3 separate regions of the Homo sapiens genome follow, and regions 1 and 2 are each linked to region 3. The links are chromatin loops, found by intact Hi-C in ENCODE. Cell type or tissue: PC-3. All regions are shown on one strand. Links, peaks and the distances in the headings refer to the core of each region. The heading gives the core; the rest is flanking DNA.

What was found. A loop is a pair of places that touch in the nucleus more often than their neighbours do. Peaks named below come from ENCODE experiments on the same cell type or tissue, not always from the same donor. Only the 100,000 strongest peaks of a DNase experiment are listed, where the experiment ranks them.
Region 1: a loop joins it to region 3, with 12 times the contacts of the local background. A loop is called at or near these places in 2 of 110 quality-filtered maps.
Region 2: it touches region 3 in a loop (4-fold over the local background); 4 of 110 quality-filtered maps call a loop at or near these places.

What each region holds. Positions count from the first base shown.
Region 1 is chr3:154,899,456-154,910,432 of GRCh38, forward strand. All of the region lies in intron 4 of LOC105374171 (a long non-coding RNA gene), which reads right to left. Among named protein-coding and RNA genes, the nearest start is that of MME, 180 kb to the right of the region's middle. In PC-3, for the core only: a CTCF peak has its summit at 5,087 (motif pointing right); no DNase peak of the experiment used is centred there.
Region 2 is chr3:154,948,676-154,959,652 of GRCh38, forward strand. It overlaps LOC105374171 (a long non-coding RNA gene), which reads right to left. Exons shown (of 5, transcript XR_001740568.2): 2 at 8,264-8,424; 3 at 6,838-6,931. Among named protein-coding and RNA genes, the nearest start is that of MME, 130 kb to the right of the region's middle. In PC-3, for the core only: a CTCF peak has its summit at 6,277 (motif pointing right); no DNase peak of the experiment used is centred there.
Region 3 is chr3:154,754,401-154,764,817 of GRCh38, forward strand. No RefSeq gene overlaps it. Among named protein-coding and RNA genes, the nearest start is that of MME, 320 kb to the right of the region's middle. In PC-3, for the core only: a CTCF peak has its summit at 4,058 (motif pointing right); no DNase peak of the experiment used is centred there; H3K4me3 peaks cover 890 bases.

The sequences.
Region 1 (10,977 bases), core at 1,089-9,088, 150 kb after region 3:
GCATAGGCCATGATTCCTGCCTGTGATTTAAAAAGCTAGGAGAGTAATAAAAATATTTTTAATGGGAGGGAAATACAGTACATTCACTTGTAATTTTAAAAATGAAGTAAGCTGAGAAAAGATACCAACACATAAGAATGCAAATAAGAAACCAGAATAAGAATAGACAAGATGAAGCAAAACCAAATTTATAAAAGAGAATTAGACTGCATAAAAAGGCAAAAATCAATAAAAGCAATTGTATAAATTAGTAGGAAAAACAAAATAGGTTTTGAATGATTAAAGATTTAAATAAACTAATAATATTGTAATGATATAATCAATACTTTAATAGAATAGAGATTAGGAGAATGTAAACCAAATGGGGTGTGTGTGTGTGTGTGTGTGTGTGTGTGCTGTGTTCACTGTGTTAAGATGATGACACAAATTCAAAAGAATCAGAGTTGTATGAAACCAAATATAGTTCTCAAAATTAAAAAGCCACAAAGTTCAGCATTCTATCTCTTTTTTGCCTTTCTGGGCATGATGTTGCTTCATGGGTCCTGTAGACTGATAGCTAGGTAGAGCTGGGTGGCTGACGGAGGAATCCAGGTTTTTCCTCTGTGCCTCCCAGAAGAGTCTCCTGTCACTGTCCCAACCTCTGAGAGACACCTGTATCAGGAGAAGTACCCTGCTCAGTGAATATGGGACCAAGAATTCCACTGCTTCAGCCACACCCAGCAGGGACAATCACACTGTGAGGTGTGACGAATTTTACATCTTTTTGGCAACAGCAGAAGCCAGTCATTACAGTGATAAAGAAATTCATTTTTCAAATTCCATTTCAACTAATTTGAACAAACTTAATATTTTCTGCCTGTTCATAGTGAAGGCTGTATTTTTTCCCTCAAATAATGTGGACACAAAGCCTTTTGAAAATGTTTAGCTGTCATTTATTAATTTTTTTAATGGTCAAATACTTTAAATGTTCAAAGCTGAGTTAGATATGGTTCTTTCAAGTGCACCTTGGAAGTGGAAATTAACATCCACTTCCAAGTAGCTCAATTTTATAATAAATAGAAAAATATAAATGTCATTGATAATAGCTCTAATGCACAATTTTGTGTTAATTTTTAATTTTATTGTAAAATTAACTGCACTTTTATATTCTTCATCTTGACAATGTCTTATTACATTGTGACTCTAATCCTAGATTATTGTTTTGATTTAACGTTTTCTGTTATCATTTTGAATGCTGCTTATTTCTAAGTAAATGAATATAAGGAGAACATTAATTTCCAAAGCACTAATTATATATCACTGTCTTAATGTGTTTTCTTTATCAGACACCTCAACATTCCTTGCACATCTGAGACATCTCACCTTAAACTGCCTATCTAGATAGCTCTCAGTCTTCCACAGTGTCTGGAGTGTAATCAGTCACTAGGGAGGATGGCTTCCTACCTTCTCATTTTCTTCTAGATATTGCAATGTTACCAAGCCTTCCTTTAAAAATATTGCAAAGTTTGGTTTGGAAGAAAGTTGTATCACTTTTGGCTATTACTGGAAAAGTTTGTCATCACCTCAGTAATATTCTTCCTGGTTATTTCATATCTTGGCATTGGTATGCCCTTCAAAAAACATAGTTAAGTAATGGAATTGAACTCTCCCCAGAAATTCCTTAAGAACGCATTTTTGTTCTGAAAACTCTTTCCCTTAGATTTTATCCTCTGTTCAAGGCCTATTCTTGCAAATATTCTGTCAGAGAATGCACAGAAAATGTTTTTCATGGCACAAATGTATTTAAGGACATTCACTGGCGTGACAAAGATATTTAAGAGTCTCACAGAGATCCTAATAGGATGACCCTGTAGAAATTACTGGAGTACACAGTGTTGGAGAAAATTACAGTCAGTCTATCAACAGAATTTATTGGATGTTAGGCCATGAACTAAGTGCTGATCTTATTCAGACATGAGAGAAGGTAGAATCACGTAACAGTCACTCACAAGGAATACTTTGGCGGAAAACACAAATTTTTTGTATGGGAGTCAGATTTCCATAACTTGAATTTTTTCTGAACTTGTAAGATAAAATAAGTTCTGTGATATTTAAAGAGTCTCTCTAGCAACTCCTGGCATTGAAAGATTCTAAGATGTATTCTAGTACTTCCACAGAAACCACTCTTTCCTAACAAAACTATAATCTTTTAACTAAATGTCTTGGAACAGAGAATGACTATGCAAGATACAAGTCAAATTACAGGGAAAGAAAAAGTGCATTAAGGAAAACAAAATTAAATTTGAAATTATATAATAATCATTTACATAGCATTTACTGTGGGTTAGCCACTGTTCTCAGCACTTCACATATTTTAACATATTTAATTCTTCCAAGAAGTTCATGAGCTGGATTGTAATACAAATCTCATTTTTATATGCAGAAAGCCAAACACACACATCAGCTTAAAGTCGCAAAGAATAATGATTCAAACCTTGAGAGTCTGGTTCCAGAGCTCTGCATATAAGCATTACATTACACTATCTCTTAATGCCCCTGATGGTGTTTCTACATGTTTAAGAGCACAATATTACAGTCTGATATCTCCAAGTATAACTAAAACAAGTCATTTATTGAATCAACATTGATTGACTAGACATATCAATGAGAATAGATAAAATCAATAAACAGTAGTGGGATGAAGAAAACCACAAGACAGCAAGCACTCATCATGTACTATCAAAACAAAAATAGCAATTAAATTCAAAATGCATTTAAAACTTATTATTAAAAAGTAAACACTTAAACAGAGCCAGAAAAAAACACCCAAGCAAAATATTAAAATGTAATTCTTAGAGGAATAATATCAGTGGGGGGAATAAAACTGGCTTTAGCTTTCTGATGAAGGCCTTGGAAGTCAGCGTCATTATGCTGCATGGAAAAATAATTACTGAAGATGCTAACCAATTTGACTTGGGTCTACAACACAGAGATTCAGCATCAGCCAATCATTGCAAAGATATGTCTGTTCTAGCAAAGGTATAATTTTGTAGCAGATAAAATGCATTTTAATAATAAGCTGTATTGTATTAGTTAGACATGATACCAATATAATAATTCTTATGTTTACTCACTGTATCCCTAAGACTGTTAAAATCACTGCTGTCAGTTTCAACTGCAAAGCTGTCATAACTTTCTTTTATTCATATAGAATGAGGTATTTCCACCAACAGTGTAAAAGCATTCCTATTTCTCCACATCCTCTCCAACATCTGTTGTTCCTAACTTTTTAATGATCACCATTCTAACTGGCATAAGATGGTATCTCATTGTGGTTTTGATTTGCATTTTTCTAGTGACCAGTGGTGATGAGCTTTTTTTCATATGTTTGTTGGCTGCATTTATGCACTTATCTTCTTTTGAGAAATGTCTGCTCATATCCTTTGCCCACTTTTTGATGGGGTTGGTTTTTTTTCTTGTAAATTTGTTTAAGTATTTTGTAGATTCTGGATATTAGCCCTTTGTCAGATGGATAGATTGCAAAAATTTTCTCCCATTCTGTAAGTGGCAAGTTCACTTCTTTTGCAGGGCAGAAGTTCTGTTGTTTAATTAGATCCCATTTGTCAATTTTGGCTTTTGTTGCCATCGCTTTTGGTGTTTTAGTCATGAAGTCTTTGCCCATGCCTATGTCCTGAATGGTATTGTCTAGGTTTTCTTCTAGGGTTTTTATGTTCTTAGGTCTTACATTTAAGTCTTTAATAGTTCAACCATTGTGGAAGACAATGTGGCAATTCCTCAAGGATCTACAACCAGAAATACCATTTGACCCAGCAATCCCATTACTGGGTATATACCCAAAGGATTGTAAATCATTCTTGTGTAAAGTCACATACACACATATGTTTATTGTGGCACTATCCACAATAGTGAAGATTTGGAAACAACCCAAATGCCCATCAATGATAGACTGGATAAAGAAAATGTGGCACATATACACTGTGGAATACTATGCAGCCATAAAAAATGAGGAGTTCATGTCCTTGCAGGGACATGGATGAAGCTGGAAACCATCATTCTCAGCAAACTAACACAGGAACAGAAAACCAAACACCACATGTTCTCATTCATAAGTGGGAGTTGAACAATGAGAACACATAGACACAGGGAGGGGAACATCACACACCAGGGCCTATTGGGGGGGGTAGGGGGCTAAGGGAGGGGTAGCATTAGGAGAAATACCTAATGTAGATCATGTACCTAATGTAGATGATGGGTTAATGGGTGCAGCAAACCACTATGGCACGTGTATACCTGTGTAACAAACCTGCACTTTCTGCACCTGTACACCAGAATTTAAAGTATTTAAAAAAAAGGTATTTCACTAGGCATTGGCTTAATCTGAATGTAAAAATCATATATTTTTAAAAATCAACACATGAATAAGCTATTTCACTACGTTGGAGATTATCCCTCTTATAATCAATATAAAAGGGAGTTGCTTTGACATCATGAATCCAAAGCTCCTAGAAAAATGCTTGACATGCACAGTAGGTGTTCAACCAATATTTCTTGCATGAATAAGTAAATAAAAGCATCTGGCCAATAAGCAGAAAAGCAGACAGAATGTGTTTCCCTTAAATATGATAACAGAAACGTGAGTTACTCTACCTCTTATTAAAGTGGAATAAAAATAGAAGAGACTTCTGGTTTCTGGTGCAGCATATAAGGAACTTAGAAGTCACCACTGTGTCTTAAAAAAAGCAAGTAAAGAACTAAACAAACTGAAAAATGAACAACTCTTCTTAGATCTGTCAGAGAAGCAAGATCACAAGGCAAGCCACTCCTCCCAAATTGAAGATATAGGTAGATTCAGAAAATAACAACTAACTGAAGCAAAAGTCTCTTCAGAAACTAGCACTGAGGTAAGAAACATAACTAACAAATTACTGAAGAATCAGTGTGCACAAGGCTGAAAGCTGAAAACTCCAAGGATACCTAGTTGTAGGGAACCCCTCATACTTCTGGGCGTTTCACCTCCAGGAGCTCTACCAGGTCAGCACCATGAATATTGGAGAAAAAACCCTTCCTGCTTCCAGCAGGGGGAGATAAAAAGTAACCACTTTGAAATACACCAAAGCATTCTGTTTTTCTCAGAGCCTAACCTACTAGGATGTAATCAGAGCCTAACAAGCCCAAAGGAAGGGAACACTTAACTCGAGGTGGTTCTAGCCTTCCATGTGGGAAAAGGAAATACCCAGCTCCAACTCCCTCTAAATCTCCTGTTTAATATTAATGTGGGAGGAAACCTGAGAAGCACTTCTGAAGCTCACCAGTGGCACAGACTCACTAAAAGATGGAGATTTGCTGATGAGACTCTTGAAGGCCTTTTCTGCCCCCACACCTTACACCATAATACTAAAGGCCTATTTAATGCAGTTTATTTTACTCGATATATTATGTCTACCTCTCAACAAAAATTTACAAGGCATACTAAAAGGCAAAAATCACAGTGTGAAGCAATCAAATAAGCATCAGAACCAGAGTCAAATATAACAGTAATGCTAGACTTCTAAATTCAAGATTTTAAAAAAATCTATGATCCAAATAGTAAGGGCTTTAATAAAGTAAGTAGATAACATGCAAGAAAGGATAAAAAATGTAAGCAGAGAGAGAAATTCTAAGAGAGGCAAAATAGAAGCAATAGAAATTTCTACAAACTGAAAACAGAGAAGAAAAAGACTGACAAAAAGCTAGAAAAGAATATTTAAGCACTGTGGGACAAGTGCAAGAGGTACAAATATGAATAACTGGAATATTAGAGAAGAAGAAGCAAAGGAGCAGGATATTTAAAACAATAATGATTGTGAATTTCAAATTAATGTCAGACACCAAATTACAGAAATAGGAAGCTTATAGAACACCAAGAAAGACACATCCACCCCCCAAAAAACCCTAGTTCTATCATATTCAAACTTCAGAAAATTAAAGATAGAGAAAGAAGGTAGAGGGAAAATAAACACTTTACCCATAGAGGAGCAAACAATTAGATGAAACTTCTCCCCAAGAACCATGCAAACAAGCAGAGAGTAGAATAAAATATTCAAGGCCGGGCGCGGTGGCTCACGCCTGTAATCCCAGCACTTTGGGAGGCTGAGGCGGGCGGATCACTAGGTCAGTAGATCAAGACCATCCTGGCTAACACGGTGAAACCCCGTCTCTACTAAAAATACAAAAAATTAGCCAGGCGAGGTGGCGGGCGCCTGTAGTCCCAGCTACTCGGGAGGCTGAGGCAGGAGAATGGCGTGAACCCGGGGGGCGGAGTCTGCAGTGAGCTGAGATCGCGCCACTGCACTCCAGCCTGGGCGACAGCGAGACTCCGTCTCAAAAAAAATAATAAAATAAAATATTCAAACAATATTTTAGCTATTTTAGATATAACAGTATTTAAAGTGTTGAGAGAAAAAAAATACAAACCTAGAATTTCGTGCCCTGTGAAATTATCCTTGAAAGGAAAGAGAAATAAAGGCTTTCTCAGTTGAACAAAAATTGAGAGAATTGGTTGGCAGAACTGCCTTGCAATTAATAAAAAAAGAAATGTATCAGAAAGAAGGAAAATGATATAGTTTCAGAAACTACGTAAAGGAAGAATGTCAGAGAATGAGTAACTAAAGGTAAAACAAAAACTTCTATTTTTCTTATTCTTGATGTAATAGATAAGAGTTTGTTCAAAATAATAATGGCAGCAAAGTATTTAATTATGCATACTTAGGTGAATATATATACATAAGCATATACATGTAAATATGCATAAGCTTATGAATAAGTGAAACAAATGACAGCAATAACACATAAGACAGGAGGAAAGAATTATGACTATTTTGTTTTTATACAGTAGTCACACTACTCCTTAAATGGCATTGTGTCATTTGAAAGTGGACTTAGATTGGTTGTAAATGTATATTACAAACTCTAAAACAAGCACTAAAGAAATAAAATTTTTAAAAGACCTATACTTGATAACTAAGAAAACATAAAAAGTAGAATCATTTAAAATGCTCAATTAAAAGCACAAGAGGCAAAAAAATAAAAAAAGTACAGTAGACAAATATAGGAAGATAGAACAATGGCAATAAATACAAAACACTAACAAATAGGATAAATATAAATCCAACTATATCAATGATCACTTTAAATTTCAGTGGCCTAAATACACCAATTAAAAGACAATGATTGGCCAGGTGCTGTGGCTTACGCCTGTAATCCCAACACTTTGGGAGGCCAAGAAGGGTAGATTACCTGAGGTCAGGAATTCAAGACCAGCCTGGACAACATAGTGAAACCTCGTCTCTACTAAAATACAAAAATTAGCCGGGCATGGTGGCATGCTCCTGCAATCCCAGCTACTCTGGAAGCTGAGGCAGGGGAATTGCTTGAGCCCGGGAGACGGAGATTGCAGTGAGCCAAGATCGCGCCACTGTACTCCAGCCTGAGCAACAGAGTGAGACTCCATCTCCAAAAAAAAAAAAAAAAGACAACAATTGTCAGTCAGAGTGAATGGAACAACACGATCCAACTGTGTGTTGTCCACAACTTTAAGCATTAAAACATGTATAAATTAAAAGTAAATGGAAGGTGAAAAACATACCACGCTACTACTAATCAATAGAAAACATAGCTATTATGTTTTAATTTATCAAGCTATATTAATATATTTTATTAATTTTAGACAGCACAGACTTCAAGCAAAGTTATAAGGGACAAAATGAGCATTATATAATGATAAAAGGGTCCATGCTTCTAGGAGGTATAACAATCCTTAAGGTATATACATCTAACTAAAGAGTGTCAAACTATGTGAAGCAAAACTGATAGAACTGAAAGAAGAAATAAATGTGTTATTATACTTGGAGACAATAACATTCTTTATTAATTTAATTTAATAATATTATTAATTTAATTTAATAACATTATTAATTTAATTAACAGAACTCTTAGGTAGAAAATCAGTAAGGAAGGACCTATTTGACCTCAACAGCATCATCAATCAATCAACATCTGTAGATAACTTCATCCAACAATAGCAGATTATGTATTTTCCTAAAGTTCACATGGAATATTCAGTAACATACACCACTATCTGGGTCATGGAAAGCACCTTAAGAAATTTTAAACAATACAACTGTAAATTGTCGTCTGCCCTGAGACCACAATGAAATTAAAGTAGAAAACAATAACAGAAAGATAGCTGGGAAATACATGCAGAATCCCATGTATTTACCAAAATACATACAGATTTTAAAAACCTTCCAAATAAAACAGCAATCAAAGAAGTAATCTAAAAAGAAGTGAAAAAATATTTTGAACTAAATTAAAATGATAATACAGTTTACCAAAATTTGTGGGATAGAGTGAAAGCTGTGCTTGCAGGGAAATTTACAGCACTGAATGCATATAATAGAAAAGAAGAAACATCTAAAAATCAATAATCTAAAAAGAGACAAAAGCGGACATTATATAATGATAGTGGAGTCAATTTAGTAAGAGGATACAACAGTTGTAAATACATAAACACCCCACACTGCAGCATCCAGATATATAAAGCAAATATTATTAGAACTAAACAGAGAGATGGGCCCCAATAAAATAATAGCTGGGAGCTCCAACACACCACTTACAGCATTTAACAAATCATCAAGACAGAAAATCAACAAGGCAACACTGAACTTAATCTGCATTCTAGACCAAATGGACCTAAATAGATATTAAGAGAATATTTCATTCAGTGGTGGAGAATAAACATTCTTCTCCTCAGTACCTAGATCATTCTGAAAGATAGGCCATATGTTAGGTCACAAAACAAGTCTTGAAATATTCAAAAAAATTGAAATCATATCAAATATCTTCTCTGAACACAATGGAATAAAACTGGAAATCAACAAAAAGGGGAACTTCGGAAACTATATGAACACATGGAAATTAAAGAATATGATCTTTAATGACTAGTGGTTCAATAAAGAAATTAAGATGAAAGTTTAAAAACTTCTTGAAACAGATAGAAATAGAAACACAACATAATAACACTCATGGAATACAGCAAAAGCAGGACTAAGAGGAAAGCTTATAACAAAAGTGGCTATGTCAAAAAAGTAGAAAAATTTTAAATAAACAACCTAAAGATGGATCTTACAGAAGTAAAAAAGAGCAAACCAAACCCCAAATTAGTAGAAGCAAAGAAATAATAAAGATCAGAGCAGAAATAAATGAAATTAAAATAAAAAAGTACAAAGGATCAATGAAATAAAAAGTTGATTATTTGAAAAGATAAAATTGACAATATTTAGCCAGAATAATTAAAAAAAAGATAAGACCCAAATACATAAAATTAGAGATAGAAAAAGAGACATCACAACTGAAACCACAGAAATTCCAAGGATCGTTAGAGGCTACTATGAGCAACTACATACCCAATAAATTGGAAAACTTAAGAGAAATTGATAAATTCCTAGACACATACAACCTATCAAGATTGAACCATGAAGAAATCCAAAACCTTAACAGACCAATAACAAGTAATGAGATTGAAGCCATAATAAAAAGTCTCTCAGCAAAGAAAACCCAGGCCCTCATGGCTTCACTGCTGAATTTTGCCAAACACTTAAAGAAAAACCAATACCAATCCTACTCAAACTATTCTGAAAAGTAGAGGAAGAGAAATACTTCCAAACTCATTCTACGAGGCCAGTAATATAAAAAAACAGACAAAGGTACATCAAAAAAAGAAAACTACAGGCTAATATCTCTAATGAACACTGATGCAAAAATCCCCAACAAAATACTAAAAAAGTGAATTTAACAACACATTAAAAAGGTCATTCATCCTGATCAAGTGGGATTTATTTCAGAAATGCAAGGGTGATTCAAAATATGCAAATCAATCAATGTGATGCATTATGTGAACAGAACAAAGGACAAAACCAATATGATCATTTCAATTGATGCTGAAAAAACATTTGATAAAATTTAACATCACTCCATGATGAAAACCCTCAAAAAGTTGAGTATAGAAGGAACATACCTCAACACAGTAAAAGCTACATATAACACACCCACAGCTAGAATCATACTGAATGAGGAAAAATTGAAAATCTTTTCTCTAAGATCTGGAAGAAGACAAGGATGCTAACTTTCACCATTGTTATTTTAGATAGTACTGCGGTCCTAGACAGAGCAATCAGACAAAAGAGCAAAATAAAGGGCAACCAAATTGGAATAGAAAAAGTCAGTTTCCAGATGATATAATCTTGTATTTGGAAAATCCTAGACTCCACCAAAAGCTATTAAAACTGATTTTTTTAAAAGTCAGTAAAGTGTGGAAACACACAAAAATCAGTAGCATTTCTGTATGCCAACAGGAAACAATCTGAAAAAGAAATTAAAAAGTAATTCCATGTACAATAGCTACAGATAAAATTAAATACCTAGGAATTAATTTCACCAAAGAATTGAAAGATCTCTAAAATGGAAACTATAAAACATTGAAGCAAGAAATTGAACAGGACACAAAAAAATGTAAAGATACTTTACGTTCATGCATTGGAAGAATCAATATTGCTAAACGTTCATACTATCTAAAGCAATCTACAGATTCAATGCAATCTCTATCAAAATGCCAATTGCATTCTTCAGAGGAAAGAAAAATCCTAAAACTTATATGGAACCACAAAAGACCCAGAATAGACAAGGGCATCCTGAGCAAAAATAACAAACCAAAAGGAGTGGCATTACCTGACTTTAAACTATACTACAGAGATATAGTAACTAGAACAGCATGGTACTGGCATAAAAACAGACACATAGACCAAAGGAACAGAATAGAGAACACAGAAATAAATCCATACCTCTGCAGTAAATTCATTTCAACAAATGTCAATAATATACATTGGGGAAAACACAGTCTCTTCAATAAATGGTGCTAGGAAAACTGGTACACATGCAGAA
Region 2 (10,977 bases), core at 1,704-9,703, 200 kb after region 3:
AAGGACCAGGTGGATTCACAGCCGAGTTCTACCAGAGGTACAAAGAGGAGCTGGTACCATTCCTTCTGAAACTATTCCAATCAATAGAAAAAGAGGGAATCCTCCCTAACTCTTTTTATGAGGCCAGCATCATCCTGATACCAAAGCCTGGTGGAGACACACACACAAAAAAGAGAATTTTAGACCAAAATCCCTGATGAACATCAATGTGAAAATCCTCAATAAAACACTGGCAAACCGAATCCAGTAGCACTTCAAAAAGCTGAGCCACCATGATCAAGTGGGCTTCATCCCTGGGATGAAAGGCTGCTTCAACATACGCAAATCAATAAACGTAATCCATCACATAAACAGAACCATCATCAAGAACCACATGATTATCTCAATAGATGCAAAAAAGGCCTTCAACAAAATTCAACAGCCCATCATGCTAAAAACTCTCAATAAACTAGGTATTTATGGAATGTATCGCAAAACAATAAGAGCTGTTTATGACAAACCACAGCCAATATCATACTGAATGGGCAAAAACTGAAAGCATTCCCTTTGAAAACTGGCACAAGATGGGGATGCCCTCTCTCATCACTCCTATTCAACATAGTGTTGGAAGTTCTGGCCAGGGCAATCAGGTAGGAGAAAGAAATAAAGGCCATTCAATTAGGAAAAGAGGAAGTCAAATTGTCTCTGTCTGCAGATGACATGATTGTATATTTAGAAAACCCCATCGTCTCAGCCCAAAATCTCCTTAAGCTGACAAGCAACTTCAGCAAAGTCTCAGGATAAAAAATGAATGTGCAAAAATCACAAGAATTTCTATACCCCAATAACCAACAAACAGAGAGCCAAATCAGGAGTAAACTCCCATTCACAATTGCTCCAAAGAGAATAAAATACCTAGGAATCCAACTTACAAGGGGTGTGAAGGAACTCTTCAAGGAGAACTACAAACCACTGCTGAATGAAATAAAAGAAGACACAAACAAATGGAAGAACATTCCATGCTTATGGATGGGAAGAATCAATATTGTGAAAATGGCCATACTGCTCAAGGTAATTTATAGATTCAATGACATCCCCATCAAGCTACAAATGACTTTCTTCACAGACTTGGAAAAAACTATTTTAAAGTTCATATGGAACCAAAAAGAGCCCACATTGCCAAGTCAATCCTAAGCAAAAAGAACAAAGCTGGAGGCAACACGCTACCTGACTTCAAACTATACTACAAGGCTACAGTAACCAAAACAGCATGGTAGTGGTACCAAGACATATATATAGATCAATGGAACAGAACAGACACCTCAGAAATAATACCACACATCTACAACTATCTGATCTTTGACAAACCTGACAAAAACAAGAAATGGGGAAAGGATTCCCTATTTAATAAATGGTGCTGGGAAAACTGGCTAGCCATATGTAGAAAGCTGAAAGTGGATCACTTCCTTACACCTTATACAAAAATTAATTCAAGATGGATTAAAGACTTAAATGTTAGACATAAAACCACAAAAACCCTAGAAGAAAACCTAGGCAATACCATTCAGGACATAGGCATGAACAAGGACTTCATGACTAAAACACCAAAAGCAATGGCAACAAAAGCCAAAATTGACAAATGGGATCTAATTAAACTAAAGAGCTTCTGCACAGCAAAAGAAACTACCATCACAGTGAACAGGCAACCTACAGAATGGCAGAAAATTTTTGCAATCCACCCATCTGACAAAGGGCTAATATCTAGAATCTACAAAGAACTTAAAAACAAATTTATAAGAAAAAAAACAAAAAACCCCATCAACAAGTGGGTGAAGGATATGAACAGACACTTCTCAAAAGAAGGCATTTATTCAGTGAACAGACACATGAAAAAATGCTCCTTATCACTGGTCATTAGATAAATGCAAATAAAAACCACAAGGAGATACCGTCTCACACCAGTTAGAATGGCGATCATTAAAAAGTCAGGAAACAACAGATGCTAGAGAGGATGTGGAAAAATAGGAACGCTTTTACACTGTTGGTGGGCATGTAAACTAGTTCAACCATTGTGGAAGACAGTGTGACGATTCCTCAAGGATCTAGAGCTAGAAATACCATTTGACCCAGTGATCCCATTACTGGGTATATATCCAAAGGATTATAAATCATGCTGCTATAAAGACACATGCACACATATGTTTATTGTGACACTGTTCACAATAGCAAAGATTTGGAACCAACCCAAATGTCCATCAATGATAGACTGGATTAAGAAAATGTGGCACATATACACCGTGGAATATTATGCAGCCATAAAAAATGATGAGTTCATGTCCTTTGTAGGGACATGGATGAAGCTGGAAACCATCATTCTGAGCAAACTATCACAAGGACAGAAAACCAAAGACTGCGTGTTCTCACTCATAGGTGGGAATTGAACAATGAGAACACTTGGACACAGGATGGGGAACATCACACACTGGGGCCTTTTGTGGGGTGAGGGACAGCGGGGAGGGACAGCATTGGGAGAAATACCTAATGTAAATGATGGGTTGATGGGTGCAGTGGGCCAGCCTGGCACATGTATACCTATGTAACGAGCCTGCACGTTGCGCACATGTACCCTAGAACTTATAGTGTAATATAAATAAATAAATAAATAAATAAATAAATAAAGTGAAGCAAAAAAAAGAAAAGAAAACCCTAAAGACTCTACAAAAAAAACCCCCAGCAACTTAGAACCAATAAGCACATTAAATAAAGTTGCAAGGTATAAAATTAATATACAAAAATCAGTAGCATTTTTGTACACAAACAATGAACTAGCTGAAAAAGAGGTCAAGAAGGCAATCCCACTTGCAATACCTACAGAAAAATAAAATACCTAGGAATATATTTAACAAATGAGATGAAGGACATATACAAGGATAACTATGAGACAATGATGAAAGAAATTAAAGAGGATACAAACAAATGGAAAGACATCCCATGCTCATGGATCAGAGGAATCAATATTGTTGAAATGACAATACTACCCAAAGCAATCTACAGATTTAATGTAATCTCTATCAAAATGTCAATGACATTCTTCACAGGAATAGAAAAATTTCTAAAATTTGTATAGAACCACAAAAGATCTCAAAGAGCCAAAGCAATCCTGACCAAAGAGAACAAAGCTGGAGATATCACACTACCAGATCTGAAGTATACTACAAAGCTATAGTAACCAAAACAGCATGGTACTGGCATAAAAACAGGCACATAGACCAATGGAACAAAATAGAGAACCCAGAAATTAATCCATATATCTACAATCAATTGATATTTGATAAAGGTCCCAAAAACACCTACTGGGGAATAGTCAGTCTCTTCAATAAATGGTGCTAAGAAATGGATATTTATAGGCAGAAAAACTAGAACCACAACTCTCATCCTATTAAAAAAACAACTCAAATGGCCCAAAGATCTAAATGTAAGACCTGAAACAAAAAAACTACTAGAAGAAAACACACTAGAAATGACTCAGAACATCAGTCTAGAAAATGTTTTGGGAAGAAGTCCTCAAAAGCATAGGCAACAAAAACAAAATTAAACAAATGGAATTATGTCAAACTAAAAAGCTTCTATACAGCAAAACAAACAATCAACAAAGTAAAAAGGCAATCTACAGAATGGGAGAAAATATTTGCAAACTACTCATCTGACAAAGGATTCATATCCAGAACATACAATGAGCTCCAACATTGCAACACCAAGAAAAGCAAACAATATGATTTTTAAATGGGCAAGTGATCTGAATAGATATTTCTCAAAATAAAACAAACAAATGGTCAACAAATATATTTTAAAATGCTTAACATCACCAGTCATCAGGGAAATGCAAATCAAAACCTCAATGAGGTATTATTTCACCCCAGTTAGAATGGCTATTATCAAAACAACAAAAAAATTTTAAAATGCTGGTGAGGATGCAGCGAATAGGGAACTCTTAAAACACTGTTTGTGGGAATATAAGCTAGTACAATCACTATGGCGAGCAGGATAAAAGTTCCTCAAAAATGACCAATAGAACTACCATATGATCCAGCAATCCCAGGGCTGGGCATTTATCCAAAGGAAAGGAAATAATTATAACATAATGGTTGGGGATCCACCGGCTCATCTTGCAACTGCCAAAAATATGATTTATAAGTCCCTATTAAATATTTCTCTCTGAGAAAAAAATAATTATATCAGAGAGACATCTAAACTCCCATGTTATGGCGGCACTATTCGTAATAGCCGAGATTAGAAATCAACATAGGTGTCCAGTAACAGACGAATGGATAAAGAAAATGTGGTATGTATACACAATGGAATACTATTCAGACATAGAAATTAATGAAATTCTGTTATTCTTTACAACATGGATAAAGTGGGAGGACATTATGTTAAATGAAGTTAATTGAAATATTACTATGTACCCCATGAATAGGTACAGTTTTAATTTGTCAATTTAAAACAAAATTTTAAAAACTTGTAAGAAATGAGAATGTCCAATGTCCAGAGAGCTCTTTCTCTGAAGACTTTAAAGAAAAAATATTATATTTTGAGAAAAAATAATATATTCCCTTTTCTTCCTTAAAGTATAAGAATATAAGAGATTATTACTCACATACTTCCTACAACAAGGATGACAAATTTAAAGCTCCTAAGCCCTAGGCCATCATGGCTATTCTGTCACCACTGAGCCAAAATAGAGCCCCAGAATGTTTTTCAGTTGAGCATTTCCAGCCATTTAACCTGTCAATAAGAGATATAGGAACTATTTCATTTTATTTATATACCCACCTTTCCCAGAATTAAAAAAAAAAAAGAAGTCTTGTGCTTCATAAAAGGTGTCTATTGAAACAAAACTAAACTCAAACCATAAAGAAACGAATAACATATCCTGAAGAAATTTCCTCTTTCTCAGAATTAAAAAGGCTTCAACCTTGAATTTTCAAAATAAACTCATCTCAGAGCTGCCACTGTGGTTAGTGAAAACTATTAAGCTACAGACTTCGTACTGATGTCACTCCTTCTCTATTCACTACGTGTGACCCATAGCCCTACCCTGTTTCTCTTCTGCTCTCTGCTTTCATAGGTCTCTGTTGGGTCACTTAGCTCAAGCTAAATGGAAAGAGTAGAAAAAGAGGCTTTCTTTAGCCTTCCTGTCAATATGCAGGCATATAACCTCACTGGAATCAGAAAACCTACAGATTATCACACTCCAACTGTCACAAATGACATCAGAACTGAGTTCATGTGAATACCAATTCTAACAGCATTTTTTAAAAATCAGGGCATGCTTTGTGCCCTCAGTAGAAAATGTTAGAAAAAGCACCTGTTGTTACCCCAATCCCTATCCCCATTTTACTTTCACCTTCTCTAGGTGAAAGCACATGTCAGGCATCAAGATCAAAGTCACACTGATAGAGAGCTAACAGAAATAAAAAGACTGAAGGAGGAAGAAAGGATGTTTATTAAATTGGGGGTCAAAAAAGGAGATAAATAGTATTATCTCCCCTCCTGTTTCAAGAAGAGGTAAAACAGGCTGGAATTTGAGAAACTTTTATTAGGTAAAAGGAAAGGATTTTGAAAACCAAAAAAAAAAAAAAAAGTTGATGATGGGGGCAGAATTTCTCGATTGTACTTTTTTAGGTATAGAGTTTTAGATGATGGGCATTTGTCTAAGACATTTTCAAGATTTCAGGAGACTTTATAAACCTGTGGAAGTGGATAGAAAGGTAGGAAGGCAGGTTAGGTGTGCTTTCAAATATACCAAAGAAGACCAAGATTGAGCTTCTAGACTACTGGCTAAAGAATCAGTGGGGGCCTTCAGATGATCTTCTTACTTGTCCAAACAAATTTACCATTAGGAGAAAAGGCAGATTTCTGAAGAATTACTTTGCAGAAATAAAGATATTATCAGGCAAGAAAAGCTACATTATGCTGCAGTGACAAAATCTTATTGACTTAAAGTAATCAAGTCTTGTTTCTTGTTCAATCTATACATTCACCTACTCTGCTCATAATCATTCAGGGAACACTCACCATCTCAAACATTAAAAATTAGAGAGAAAAGAATTATGAAGGTTCTTGCCTTGGCTATTAAATGATTTCCCTGGAAATATCATGTGCTACTTTTGCTCATAACTTATTATTCAGAACCAATCACAGGGCCTCACTCAGACACAATGAGGATGAAAAGTATGATACCATGTGCCTAGAACAGGAGACAGGGGATACATTTAAGAGTACAGCGCTAATAACTACCTCAAGAGGGCATCCTCCTGTTTCTCAAGAACCTAAGCAAGTATAATGGAGTCTCAGAGTCAGAAGAAGAACATTTATAACATGTCTTCTGCTTGTAAGTATGCATATAAAACAGAAGTGGCATAGAGCATAAATAAACTCTAAGCTACCTGATTCCCCCACTTCTGGCATGCAAGATAAGGTTTATAAATACTTGGAGCATCTAGGAAATTGATTCCTCGATATACGATTGATTGATTGATAGCTAGATAGCTAGCTAGAAATGAAGGAGGCTAGACTAAGGGTTAAGAGAAAATTATTTTTCCTTCTTCTATAGATAGATATAGCAAAAATATAATAGAATTTCATTAATTAGGGCTGGAATGGGAGAAATCCACACTGATTTAGTCAAAGGTATATATTATGAAATATATTAAAATTAATTTAATGTTATTTTAAGGAAATGATATTATTGTCAATATTACAAAATATTTAAGAGAAAATATTACACACAAAACCTCAAACAATCAGATTTAGTTCATATATATTGACTTAAATAATAAGGAATGCAATACATACCAAAAATTTGGCATACGTAGTCACAGACTTATAGACCCATTGATGTCTCTACTACCAAGTTATTGGTTTCATGGCCATCCAACTTTCCTTTGGACTAAAAAAGGATTCAGTTAGCTCGCCATAACATTTTATGATAAATTCATGGTTAAACTATACTTTTAAAAGATAACTACTAATTTTAGTTTGAAAACTAATGCACACTTTATCTAAGGTCATAAAAGACACATTGGTCATTGTTATTTATTCTTGCTTTACTCAGGTTTTTGTTGTTTTCTATTGTGAGAGTGATCAATTAAGATTGCAGAAAAAACTCTGAATAATATTACCAAAAAGGGAATATATTGAGAGGATCACAGCCAGTACAGGTGAAAAAGCCTACAATAGGCTTAAAAAAAAATAACACAAACTGGGGAATCAGAAATTAGACTATTATACAGGAGTGAATTGGCTACCACAGGATAAGGGCACACCTATCATTGTTTAGGGTTTTGCATCATTCTCCAAGAGTCTGCATCCTAGAGCAGATGCTATTTAACGTACCTAAAGTTGTGTTTCCATCCCCTTGGTTAGAAAAAGTCAAGATACTTTGATTGACAGGCTTCTTAATCTTGCACACAGTGAAGAGATAATTTCCCAAAAAGGATATGGGATTTTTTCCCAGATCAAGGGAAAACAGCGTAATGAATACTCAATAAAATAGGAAATATCTACTATACTAGAATCTGCTCCTAACAACTTTAAAATTCAACAACATTCTTTTTAGGGGCATATACAAACTTCCTCATATGGTTTGTAGTGGAAACTGAATGATAAAGGACCTTTTATGTCAGGAGTTTGGAATTCTGCCAAGCAGGTTATGAGGTCCTACTGCAGTGATATGATTTGTGTTTGTGTGTTTATTTGCTTAACTACTAATGGAAATGTGTGAAGTGGGTTACAGGAGTAAACCCAAGTATTAATAGAAAGACTAGTTAGGCAGCTGGCAAAAATTTAGTCAAAGCAAAGTTATAGGAACCAAATGTAAGAAAATGTCAGTAGAGCTAGAAAAAAGGGATCTGTATTAATTAGCATTTTGTATACAAAAAAAACCCACAAAACTTACAGATTTAAAACAACTACCACTTATTTAGCTGATTGGTCCTCAACCAGTGAAGTGGGGAAGTGGGTGGGACATTTGGCAATGTCTAAAGACATTTTTGGTTGTCACAGTGGGGGTGAGGATGCTGTGGTCATCTAGTTATTAGAAGCCAGGCATGCTGCTAAACATTTTATGATGCACAGGAAAGTACCACTCCTCCCCAAGAATTATTCAGTCCAAAATGTCAATATTACCAAGGTTGAGAAACCCTGATTTAGCTTAAGAGTCTGCAGGCCATCAGTATGGTTTGGGCTTCATTGGAATTCTGCTGATCTGGGCCAGGCTCACCTGATCTCAACTTGCTGATTCATACATCTCTGGTCGACTATTAATAGCTGGTCAGGTGGGAGCTGGCTAAGCTAAAGGGCTCAGCTGGAACAGCTCCTTTTTGATCCCTTTGGTTTCTCATCCTCTGGAAGAATGATCAGGCATTGTTCATACAGTGAAGGCTACAAGAGATCAAGAAGAAATATGCAAGGCCTCTTGAGATCCAGCCTCAGAATGCACACTGTTGTGTGTCAGTCTCATTCTCTGAGCCAAAGCATGTCACCAAGCCAGCCCAGAATTAAAGAATGGAAAAATAGACTGTATCTCTTGATGAAATGGCTATCAAAAAAAGTGATCATTTTTATAATCTACCAAAGAGAGAATTTTGAAATAGCTAGAATATAGAATCAAAAATAGTTGGTGGCTGCTGGTAAAAGGAGAAAGATAGTGAAATTAAAATTATACTGACCAGAGATCCATGATTAATTGAATCCTGTTTTTGGGACTTACCTCTCCACATGGTTCCCAGAAAAAAATATAGACACAGAAAAAAAAGCAAAGTAAAATTGACCCATTTTTTTTCTATCTGAAGAATTTGACTCAAAAACCAATAGAGATGTGTATTAGTCCATTCCCACACTGCTATAAAGAGCTACCTGAGACAGGGTAATTTATGAAGAAAAGAAGATTAATTGACTCAATGTTCCACAGCCTGTACAGTAGGCATGGGTACGGAGGCCTCAGGAAACTTATGATTATGGTGGAAGGTGAAGGGGAAGCAAGCATGTCTTACATGATGGGAGCAGGAGAGAGAGACAGCAAAGGGGGAAGTGCTACACAGTTTTAAACAACCAGATCTCATGAGAACTTATTATCACAAGAACAGCAAGGGGGATGTTTGCCCCCATGAGCCAATCACTTCCCACCAGGTCCTTTCCCCAACACTGGGGATTACAATTCAACTACATGAGATTTGGGTGGGGACATAGAGTCAAACCATATCATTCTGCTCCTGGCCCCTCCCAAATCTCATGTCCTTTTCACATTTCAAAACACAATCATGCCTTCTCAACAGTCCCCCAAAGTCATATCTCATTCCAGCATTAACTCAAAAGTCCAAGTCCAAAGTCTCATCTGAGACAAGGCAAGTCCCTTCTGCCTATGAGCCTGTAAAATCAAAAAGAAGTTAGTTACTTCCGAGATACAATGTGCATACATGCATAGGGTAAATGCCGCCATTCCAAAAGGGAGAAATAGGCCAAAACAAAGATGCTATAGGTCCCATGCAAGTCTGAAACCCAGCAGGACAGTCATAAAATCTTAAAGTTCCAAAATTATCTCCTTTGACTCATTGTCTCACATCCAGGCCACAGTGATGCAAAGGGTGGGCTCCCAAGGCCTTGTGCATCTCTGCTTCATTGACTCTGCAGGGTATAGCCTTCATGGCTGCTTTCACAGGCTGGCATTGAGTGACTGCAGTTTTTCCAGGTGCACAGCACAAGCTGTCAGTGGATCTACTATCCTGGGGTCTAGAGGATGGCAGCTTTCTCAAAGCTCCACTAGGCAGTGCCTCAGTGGGGACTCTGTGTGGGGGCTCCAACCCCACATTTCCCCTCCACACTGCCCTGGTAGAGGTTCTCCATAAGGGCTCCACCCTTGCAGCAGATTTCTGCCTGGTCATCCAGGCATTTTCATACATCTTCTGAAATCTAGGCAGAGGCTCCCAAAGCTCAATTTTTGTCTTCTGCACAGCCGCAGGCCCAACACCACATAGAAGCTGCCAAGGCTTGGGGTTTGCACCCTCTGAAGCAACAGTCCAAGCTGTACCTTGGCCCCTTTTAGCTACGGCTGGAGCTGAAGCAGCCACAATGCAGGGCGCCATGTCCAGAGCCTGCCCAGAGCAGCGAGACCCTGAGCCTGGCCCATGAAACCATTTTTTTTTTTTTTGCCTCCTAGGCCTCCAGGGCTGTGATGGCAGAGGCTACCATGAAGGTCTCTGAAATGTCTTGAGGCATTTTCCCCATTTTTTTGGCTATTAACATTCTGTTCTTCTTTACTTGAATCCACCCCCGGAAAATGGGTTTTCTTTCCTCCCAAATGGTCAGGTTGCAAATTTTTCAAACTTTCCCTCATCTTCTTGTCTTCTTCTGAGCCTTCCAAACTGTTTCAACCTCTGCCCATTACCCAGTTCCAAAGTTGCTTCCACATTTTCAGGTATCTTTCTAGCAATGCCTCACTTCTCTGGTACCAGTTTTCAGTGTTCATCTGCTCTCACGCTGCTATAAAGAACTACTTGAGACTGGGTAATTTATGAAGAAAAGAGGTTTAATTGACTCACAGTTCTGCAGGCTGTACAGGAAGCATGGCTTGGAGGTCTCAGGAAACTTACAATCATGGCAGAAGGTGAAAGGGAAGCAAGCATGTCTTACTATGACCAGAGCAGGAGAGAGAGAGTGAAGGGGGAAGTGCTACATACTTTTAAACAACCAGATCTTGTGAAAACTCATTCACTATCACAAGAACAGTAAGGAGGAAATCTGCCCCCATGATCCAATCACTTCCCACCAGGTCCCTCCTCCAACATTGGGAATTAAAATTCGACATGAGATTTGGGTGGGGCACAGTGCCAAACCATATCAAGAGGTCTTATGAATTATCTGTTTTCAAAAGAAGTTTCTTTTGCTAGGCAAATTCAATCTTAAAAATCGACAAGAAAAGCAGAATGAAAGATCTGT
Region 3 (10,417 bases), core at 1-8,000:
ACATTTTAAAACATTTAAAAAACTGGCTTACAGAAGGAACAGACCTCAACACAATAAAAGCCATACATGACAGACTTATAGCTAGAATTACACTGAATGGGGAAAAAACTGAAAGCCTTTCCTCTAAAATCTGGAACAAGAAAAGGATGTCTGCTTTTACCACTGTTAGTCAACATACTACTGAAATTCCTAGCTAGAGCAATCAGACAAAGGAAATAAATAAAGGGTATCCAAATTGGAAAAGAAGTCACATTATCTTTGTTTGCAGATAATACAATCTTATATTTGGAAAATTCTAAAGAGTCCACCAAAAAAACTGTTACAACTAAGAAATAAATTCAGTAAAGCTGCAAGATACAAAATCAACATACAAAAATTAGTAGCATCTCTATATGCCAACAGCATGCAATCTGGAAAATAAATCAAGAAAGTAATCTCATTTACAATAGCTACAAACTTAAATACCTAGAAATTAGCCTAACCAAGGAAGTGGAATATTTCTACAATTAAAACCATAAAACGCTGAAGCCAGAAATGAAAAAAGGACACAAAAAAATGGAAATATAGTCCATGTTCATGAATTGGGAGAATCAACATTTTTAAAATCTCCTAACTATACCCGAAGCAATCTACAGATTCAATGCAACCCCTACCACATTCTTCACACAATGTGGGTGATGAGATTATTCACAGAGTGAATAATCTATCAATGACACTCTTCACAAAAATATAAAAACAATTCTAAAATTTACATGAAATTACAAAAAACCCAGAATAGCCCAAGCCATCCTTTTTAAAAGAACAACACTGAAGGAATCACATTACCTGACTTCAAGCCATACTACAGCGGTATAGTAACCAAAACAGCATGGTATTGGCATAAAAACAGACACACAGACAAATTGAACAGAATAAAAAACCCAGGAATAAATTCATACATCTACAGTGTATTTTTTGACATAGGTGCCAAGAGCATACATTAGAAAAAGGACAGTGTCTTCAATAAATGGTGCTGGGAAAACTGGATATCCATATGCAGAAGAATGAAACTAGACATCCATCTCCTGCCACACACAAAAATCAAATAAAAATGGATTAAAGACTTAAATCTAGAACCTCAAACTATGAAACTGCTAAAAGAAAGCATTGGGGAAAACTCCAGGTCATTGGTCTGGGCAAAGAGTTCTTGAGTAATACCCACAAGCACAGGCAACCAAAGCCAAAATGGATAAAAGAGATCACATCAAGTTAAGAAGCTTTTGCACTGCAATGGAAACAAACAAGGTGAATTGACTCTCCTTAGAATGGGAGAAAATATTTGCAAACTACCTATCTGAGAAGGGACTAATAACCAGAATAAATAAGAAATTCAAACAACTCAATAGGAAAAAAAAAAATCTAATACTGTGATAAAAAAATTGGGCAAAAGATTTGAATAGACATTTTTCAAAAGAAAACATACAAAGGGCAATCAGGTATATGAAAATGTGCTCAACACCATTAATCATCAGAGAAATGCACATCAAGACTACAATAATATATCATCTCACCAGTTAAAATGCTTTCTATACAAATGACAGGCAATAACAAATGCCAGCAAGGATGTGGAGAAAAGGGAATCCTTGTACACTGTTGCTGGGAATGTCAACTAGTACAACCACTATGGAGAATAGTTTGGAGGTTCTTCAAAAAGTAAAAATATAGCTGCCATGTGGTTCTGCAATCCCATTGCTAGGTATATCCCCAAAGAAACGAAATCAGTATATCTAAGAGATATCTGCACTTCTATGTTTCTTGCAGCATCATTTACAATAGCCAAGATTTGGAAGCAAACTTTGTGTCCATCAACAGATGAATGGATAAAGAAAATGTGGTACATATACACAAAGGAGTACTATTTATTCATGAAAAAGGATGAGATTCTTCATTTGCAACAACATGAATGATACTGGAAGTCATTATGTTAAGTGAAATAAGCCAGGTATAGGAAGACAAATTTCACATGTTCTCACTTATTTGTGGGAGCTAAACATTAAAACAATTGAGCTCATGAAGATAGAGAGTATAAAGATGGTTACCAGAGGCTTGGAAGAGTAGTAGGGGTTGTGGGGGAAAAGTGGGAATGCCTTAATGAGTACAAAAGATAGAAAGAACGAATAAGAACTACTATTTGATATTACAACAGGTTGACTATGGTCAATAACTTCATTGTACATTTAAAAATAATTAAGATTATTATTGGATTTTTTGTCACACAAAAAAATTAATGCTTGAGGGAACATATACCCCATTTACCCTGATGTGATTATTACATGTTGTATGCCTATATCAAAATATCTTAGGTACTCCATAAATATATACACCTACTATGTACCCACAGAAATTAAAAATAAATTTTTTAAAAAATATAAAGAATAAAGACAATTTAAGAAAAAGAAAAAAATACAGTGTAACTTAATTTTTTTCCAATTATGAGTGATGTTGATCACTTCTTTATATTTAAGAGCCATTATTATTATTATTGTGTGACTATTCTATTTATATTTGTGCCCATTTTTGTGTTGGAATTTTTGCCTTTTTACAAACATTATACAAATCTAAAAAAGTGTATATTACAAAATATACTGGGCAGCTATGCAATATAAAATATACAAAATATACTACTATACTAGTATACAAAATATACTATGCAACTATATAAAATAATATAAAATATACTAGAGATTGAAGCCAAAATAAAAAAGTCTCCCAGCAAAGAAAAGCCAGAGACCCCATGGTTTCATGGCAGAATTTAAATCTTTATTTAAAGAAGAAATAATACCAATTCTACTCAAGCTATTCCAAAAAATGGAGGAGTAGAAAATACTTCCAAACTCATTCTCTCAGCCAGTATTACCCCGATACCAAAAACAAAGACACATCAAAAAAAGAAAACTACAAGCCATTATCCCTTATGAACACTGATGCAAAAACTCTCAAAAACATACTAAAAAAATTAAATTCAACAACCTGTTTAAAAAGATCATCATGACCAAGTGGGATTTATCTCAGGGATAGAAGGGTGATTCAACACAAACAAATCAATCACTGCTTTCATGCTACAACAGCGGAGCTTAATTTTTTGCGACAGAGACCACGTGGCCTGTAAGTCCCAAAATATTTGCTAACGGCCAGGCGTGGTGGCTCACGCCTGTAATCCCAGCACTTTGGGAGGCCGAGGCAGGAGGATCACGAGGTCAGGATATCCAGACCATCCTGGCTAACGCGGTGAAAACCCGTCTCTACTAAAAATACAAAAAAATTAGCCGGCCTAGTGGCAGACGCCTGTAGTCCCAGCTACTCAGGAGGCTGAGGCAGGAGAATGACGTGAACCCGGGAGGCGGAGCTTGCAGTAAGCCGAGATTGCGCCACTGCACTCCAGCCTGGGCGACAGAGCAAGACTCCGTCTCAAAACAAAACAAAACAAAACAAAAAAATTTGCTAACTAGTGTTTTCCAGCAAAAATTAAAAACTACTGTTCTACATCATACCAACCATAGCCAAACTTCAGGAGTTCCAGTGAGGAGTTCATTCTTCAACAGCTGTCTGATGTTTTACATTGCTAAAGTTACACAATTCAGTTTTCATCCTCAGTGATATCAAAGAAAGCAACTGGATATTTAAAGTGCTGATTTAAATAGTGATATTTATGTCTGTGTACAGAAATTAGCATTTAAAAATCATATCTTTCTATTGAATCATAAGCTTCTTTATTGGATTTAAAAAAAAAAAAACGTAAACTGATTTTTATTGAACATACCAGAGTGCATTTATATTTCTGGGCCTGGCTTTCCCAGTGAGCAAAGAGAACAAGTTGAACACCAGGGTCACTCCCCGTATTGACATGTTTAAAAGAGCATTAAACTAAGAAAGACTATTAACAAATGACTTGGAAGGTTATTAGAATTTTTATCCTCTATAATAAAAGTCGATCTTCTCAAGTGTTTATTTTGAGATTCAATTTCAAAGGGTTTTATATAAATAATCTAGAAAGCCGGTTCGTTTCTTGCTGGAAACATTATTGTTATCACTAGAGGGAGCTGGTTTTACATAAAATTAATGTATGTAGGCCTGTATCTAGAAAAAGACAGAAAAGCACTTTGTGGTTCATGTTAAGAAAAAGAACAAAATCCTTTTCAAAATATTTTTTCTGCTAATAAATTGTACTTGTCAAGGAATTATAAACTGAAAGTTTGCTTCAAAATACTGTAATCTCTGTTCCCAAGAGAATTTTTGATACTCTAAATGTGATAGTGGAATAAACATTCTATGGGGGTATCACTTAATTTTCATATAGTAGTATTGATGTCTGTAGTCTTTTCATTGTTCTTTAAATTTATCCTACTTTAATTTTCTTTAAATTTATCCTACTTTAATTTTCTTTAAAATGGAATTTTGTCATTGTATAGTTTGAACAATATGCTAAGCAGAGTTGCAGAGTACAGAATAAGATTTTGGCTAAATTGTCTATCTATTTAATATAAAAGATATAAACATTCTGGTGTTACTTTGAAATGCCTGATTTTCAGTGAGTGCTAAAATGAAAAGAACCATTAAGTATTTGCTTTAACTTAAATACTTTCTTACATGTAAGTACTATTGTATTGATAACTGTCTCAAATTTATGTAAGTAAATTTACATAAATGTACGTAGGTCACATGCAGAGTAAACTTACGTAAGAACCAGATATTCAGCCAATAGCCAATAGCTTTGGCTAACTGGGAACTTACTAAATTCACTGTGTTTCCTTGAGACTTTTTATTTGGAACTCTAACTACTAAGTTTTAAAATAGGGCTAATTCATCTCTCTACGCTTTCTCTGATGCATGGATATCAATGCTTATAAATTATTTATAAATCTCCTTTCAAGTTGAGCAAACCTCTAATTTCAAAACAGGATTGAAATTGATAGAACATGTTTGACCAGGTGAATGGAGTTTTAATCGGTAAATTATTTCAGACAGTGAGGAACCGGCCTTTGTTAACTCATTGACCCATTTAAACCTCTGCCCACCACACACACACAAATTCTTCTTGCCAAATTCAATGATCTACATCAATTTTTAAAAAATTCAGATTATGCCCTTGCTTGATAGCATTTTTATGCTACTAAACGAAAAGATGTTTGGCATTTCTTTTATGTCATAACTTTTCACCTTTAGTCAAGTTTTTAAATTCATAATCTTGAGTAAATATCTGTGTAGCTGTTCTTGAATCAACCAAAGAAAAATAAAAATATTACTGTCTAAGTTAACGAATGTTCATTAGTTGCTCATTAATTATAATTGGACCTACCAATAATGAAGTAGAAAAAAGGGTAAGGATTTGATTTAAAAGACAGTTGTTTTTCTTTCAAAGAAAGAACCAACTGGAAAACAAAACAAATCTGACGATGGCTTTTGTTTCTTACCTATTCTGGTCTCAGTAACCAGTGGTAAACAATGAGGTTTGTTGTTGTGTCTGCTAAGAAGAATATGAACAGATATTACAAGCCACAGTAAATTGTTCAGTGGGTTTTCTCTGTAGAACTTGTTGATTTGAATCATAATGGGGTTTCAAGCAACTTGATAAACCTTTGTCAAGATTTTTAAGTGGAAGAAAAAAAATGATGAAATGTACAACTTGTAGAATTTGTTTTTCCTAGTGTGGTCCCAAATGGCGCCATCCTTTCACTCTCCCAGTGTGCTCTAATGAAGAAGGGACATAGAGGTCATTGAGGTCAACGGCGAATCAGCAAGAGCTGACAAGATGTGATTCTTGGCACTTAGAATGGCTAAATGCCACCAACCCCTCCAGACTATTTTCCAAATATTTTGCATTTTACAAAGACCAAAGACTTTGACCAAACTGTTTCTCTCTCCACTCCATTTTTAGCTCTAAATTTATACTTATAAAGCAAACTCAAACCAGGACTTCTGAATAACACGTTGTTAAGCAGTTTGAAGTGGTATGGAACCTATCCTCAAATTATGTGTAGGCCTCTCAGCCCTTAGAACTGGAAGCTGGGAAGTTGATCACTATTTTCACCTTCTAGTTGGGAGACAGTGAGGTTAAGGAGACCCAACCAAGTTAAATTCAGGCTTTTTTTTAACTTGTTGTCCCTGAATGGAGTTTTGGAGGTCTTTGAAATCTTAGAAATGCTATGTAAATTTTTATGTTATGTATATGTGTGGATATTGCTGGTATATAATGTTCATGATTTTACCAGAGTCTCAAAGGGTCCACAAAAACTTAATATGTTGAAAGCAATTAAAAAAAAACAAAAAAATTATCTTCTGGAAAATGTAAGCTTCTCCACTTAATCTTCACAGCAATTCTGTAGATTGGCTGTTACAGCCAATGGTTAATACAGATTCTAGAAACAGGCTGCCAAGATTCCAATTTCAGTTCTGCCACTTATTAGCTGTATGAACTGACTTTTTGTACCTCAGTTTCCTCATATGCAAAATGAAATAATAGTAGTACCTATTCCATAGGGTTATTATGAGGAATAAATGAGGTAATATTTGTAAAGTACCTATTCCTTGCTGCAAGATAAATGGTGAGTGTATATGTGTGTGTGTGTGTGTGTGTGTGTGTGTCAAAAACACTAAATATTAATCCCCAGGGTTTAGACGATGAAACTATGTTAAGAGATTTGCCTAAAATCACATTGCTTGTAAGAGGAAGAAATAGGTCTAAAATTCAGAGGGGTTGTTTTGTTTTCTTTTGTTTCCATTTAAATCCTGCTAATCATTGGCCCTAATCAGTTCTGTGTGTGTGGTCTCTTAGCTTCCATTTCCTCTCTATTCCACCACCCCACCCTGCCCAATGTTGTCCTTTTTTTTTTTTTTTAGAGATGGAGTCTTGCTCTGTTGCCCAGGCTGGAGTGCAGTGGCATGATCTCAGCTCACTGCAACCTCCGCCTCCCAGGTTCTAGCAATTCTCCTGCCTCAGCCTCCCAAGTAGCTGGGACTATAGGCACCCGCTGCCATGCCCAGCTATTTTTTGTATTTCAGTAGAGATGGGGTTTCACCGTGTTGCCCAGGCTGGTCTTGAACTCGTGAGCTCAGGCAATCCACCCACCTCAGCCGCCCAAAGTGCTAGGATTACAGGCGTGAGCCACCATGCCTGGCCCCAATGTTGTACTTTTAAAATCATTTTATATGCATCTTCCACCGCACTTTGCTCTCAAAACTTCAAAATCTCCCCGTTATCTGGTTTGAATCAAACTTTAATTTAAAACAAGGAATTGTTGGAGCACTAATCTATGAGAGGTGGTGAATTACTAATGCCGTATTAAAATAAAATTTATTTACCCAAACTGCTCTCCTAGAGAGTAATTTAAAATGAGATAGAGAGAAGTTCACCCACTCCTTCCCTCCTACTGCATGTGCAGTCACACACACACACACAAACACACATACACACATACACACACACAGACACACACACACACCCCTCAGACAAACTCAAATCGAATTGCTCCGGCTAATTTTAGTGCTTTTCTTTTGGTAAAAAGAGTATCTAAATTTGCGGCAAATTCAATTGTTCTGGACAAGAGAGGAGAGATTGATCCCTATCACCTAATATATAGGGCTTCTTTGTCCCTTCTCTACAGAGCAGTTAAGCTGCAAGACCCTGAAATTATTGACCAAATACTAAAAGAACAAATATTTGAAGGGGCACCAATTATTAACCTACCCAACATGACCAGCTTAGAATCCTTCCTGAGTACCCTCAAGTTTTCATCTAGCCCCGATTCAGATCACAGGTTATAAAACCTTTACTATACAATTCTGTCTCACTTGGAGTACCTCATTACCTGGAATAGAAGTCATGTCAGTGGCTGGGCGCAGTGGCTCATGCCTGTAATCCCACCATTTTGGGAGGCCAAGGTGGGTGGATCACAAGGTCAGGAGTTCAAGACCAGCCTGACCAATGTGGTGAAACCCCTTCTCTACTAAAGATACAAAAATTAGCGGGGTGTGGTGGCGTGTGCCTGTAATCCCAGCTACTGGGGAGGCTGAGGCAGGAGAATCATTTGAACCCTGGAGGTGGAGGTTGCAGTGAGCCGTAATCACACCACTGCATTCCAGGCTGGGTGACAGGGCGAGACTGTCTCAAAAAAAAAAAAAAAAAAAAAAAAAAGCAAGTCATGTCAGCATTTCAGTCCATTAGGTTCTTTATGTCTCCTAGTCCTCATTCTTCCTCATCCAAGTTATCACAAATGAGGAGAATGGGTTTCTTTTCTATGACTACCAAATGCATTACGTAGTAGTGGAAATTCCATTGGTAAAATCATCACCAATAAATGTAGTTTCAAATCCTGTTTCCTCACTTGTTTGCCACAATACCTAGAGAAATTTAAATAGATTTCACTGAGCTTCATTGTCTTCTTCATCTATCAAACTGCAAAATAGCATCTGTTTCAAGGGTTGATATAAGGGTAAAATAAAATACCATACAAAAAATATCTTGGCATAGAGCAGCTGCTCAATAAATGCTAATTTGTTTCATTACATTGTAGCTAAAGATTTATTGTATAAATATAATTTGTTATATTCTTGAGTGTTTTACAGTTTGCAGAGAGAGCCTTTACATACATCATTGCATTTGCTCCTCATGATGAGTCTGTGAAACAAAAACTATGATCATTATCCTACCAATACAGAAATGGTGTATGATAATGATGAAATGGTTTGCCCTCCAACTACAGTTTCAGAGCTGGGACTGAAAAACATATCATTTTAAAAATTTTGTCAATATTTAAGTTTATTTTTCATTCATTATCAGTGTCTCTTTTTTGTTTGTTTACTTTTAAAATATTTTAAAATTAGCTTTAATTATAAGAAGTATTAATATATACATTATCATGGTTAAGAAAAATCTACAAAATAAATGTATATATAGGTCATCCCCTTTCTAAGACTCTCCAAAGAGGCTTCTTTTATTTTTAAAAATAATTTCAACTTTTAGTTTCAATGGGTACATGTGCAAGTTTGTAACATGGGAGTATTTCATGATGCTGAGGTTCGGGATACAGAGGATCCTGTCACCAGGTATGGAGCATAGTACCCAACAGGTAGTTTTTCAGACCTTGCTCCCTTCCCTCTTCTACCACCTCTAGTAGTCCCCAGTGTTTATTGCTCCCATGTTTATTTCCATGTGTGTTCAATGTTTAGCTTCCACTTATAAGTGAGAACATGCGGTATTTGGTTTTGTTTCTGTGTTAATTCACTTAGAATAATGGCTGCCAGCTGCATCCATGTTGTCACAAAGGATATAATTTCATTTTTTATGGCTGTGTAGTATTCCATGGTGTATATGTACCACCCTTTCTTTATCCAATCCACCACTGATGGGCACCTAGGATGATTTCTGCTAGTGCACGTGTCTTTCTAGTAGTATGATTTATTTCCTTTAAATATATATAATAATCTCATTATTATATATAATCTCTCTCTCTCTCGCTCTCTCTCTCTCTCTCTCTCTCTCTCTCTCTCTCTCTCTCTCTATATATATATATATATATATATATATATATATATATATATATAAAATAATGAGATTGCTAGGTCAAATGGTAATTCTAAGTTCTTTGAGAAATCTCCAAACTGCTTTTTACAGGGACTGAACTAATTTACATTCCAACCAACAGTGTATAAACATTTCCTTTTTTCGGCAACCCAGCTAGCGTCTGTTATTTTTTGACTTTTTAATAATAGCCATTCTGACTGCTGTGAGGCAGTATCTCGTTGTGGCTTTTATTTGCATTTCTCTGATGATTAGTGATGATAAGCATTTTTTATATATTTGTTGGTTGCTTGTATATCTTCTTTTGAGAAATGTCCATGTTCTTTGCCCATTTTTTTAATGAGGTTATTTGTTTTCTGGTTGTTGATGTACGTTTCTTATAGATTACGGACATTAGACCTTTCTCAGATGCATAGTTTGCAAATAATTTCTCCCATTCTGTGTGTTGTCTGTTTACTCTGTTGATAGTTTCTTTTGCCATGCAAAAGCTTTTTAGTTTAATCAGTTCCCATTTGTCAATTTTTGGTTTTGTTGCAATTACTTTTGAGGACTTGATTTAAAATAGTTTCCCATTCTCTATACTATATTAACACTTGAGAAAGTTTTACTGGATTAAACAGTGTTTTTGTTGTTGTTGTTTTCTTTCTTCTGTTTGTTTGTTTCTTGAGACAGAATCTCACTCTGTTGCCCAGGCTGGAGTGCAGTGGCACAATCTTGGCTCACTGCTACCCCTGTCTCCCAGGTCCGAGCGATTCTTATGCCTCAGTCTCCTCAGTAGCTGGGATTGCAGGCGTGCATGACCACACTTGGCTAATTTCTGTATTTTTAATAGAGATTGGGTTTCACCATGGTGGCCAGGCT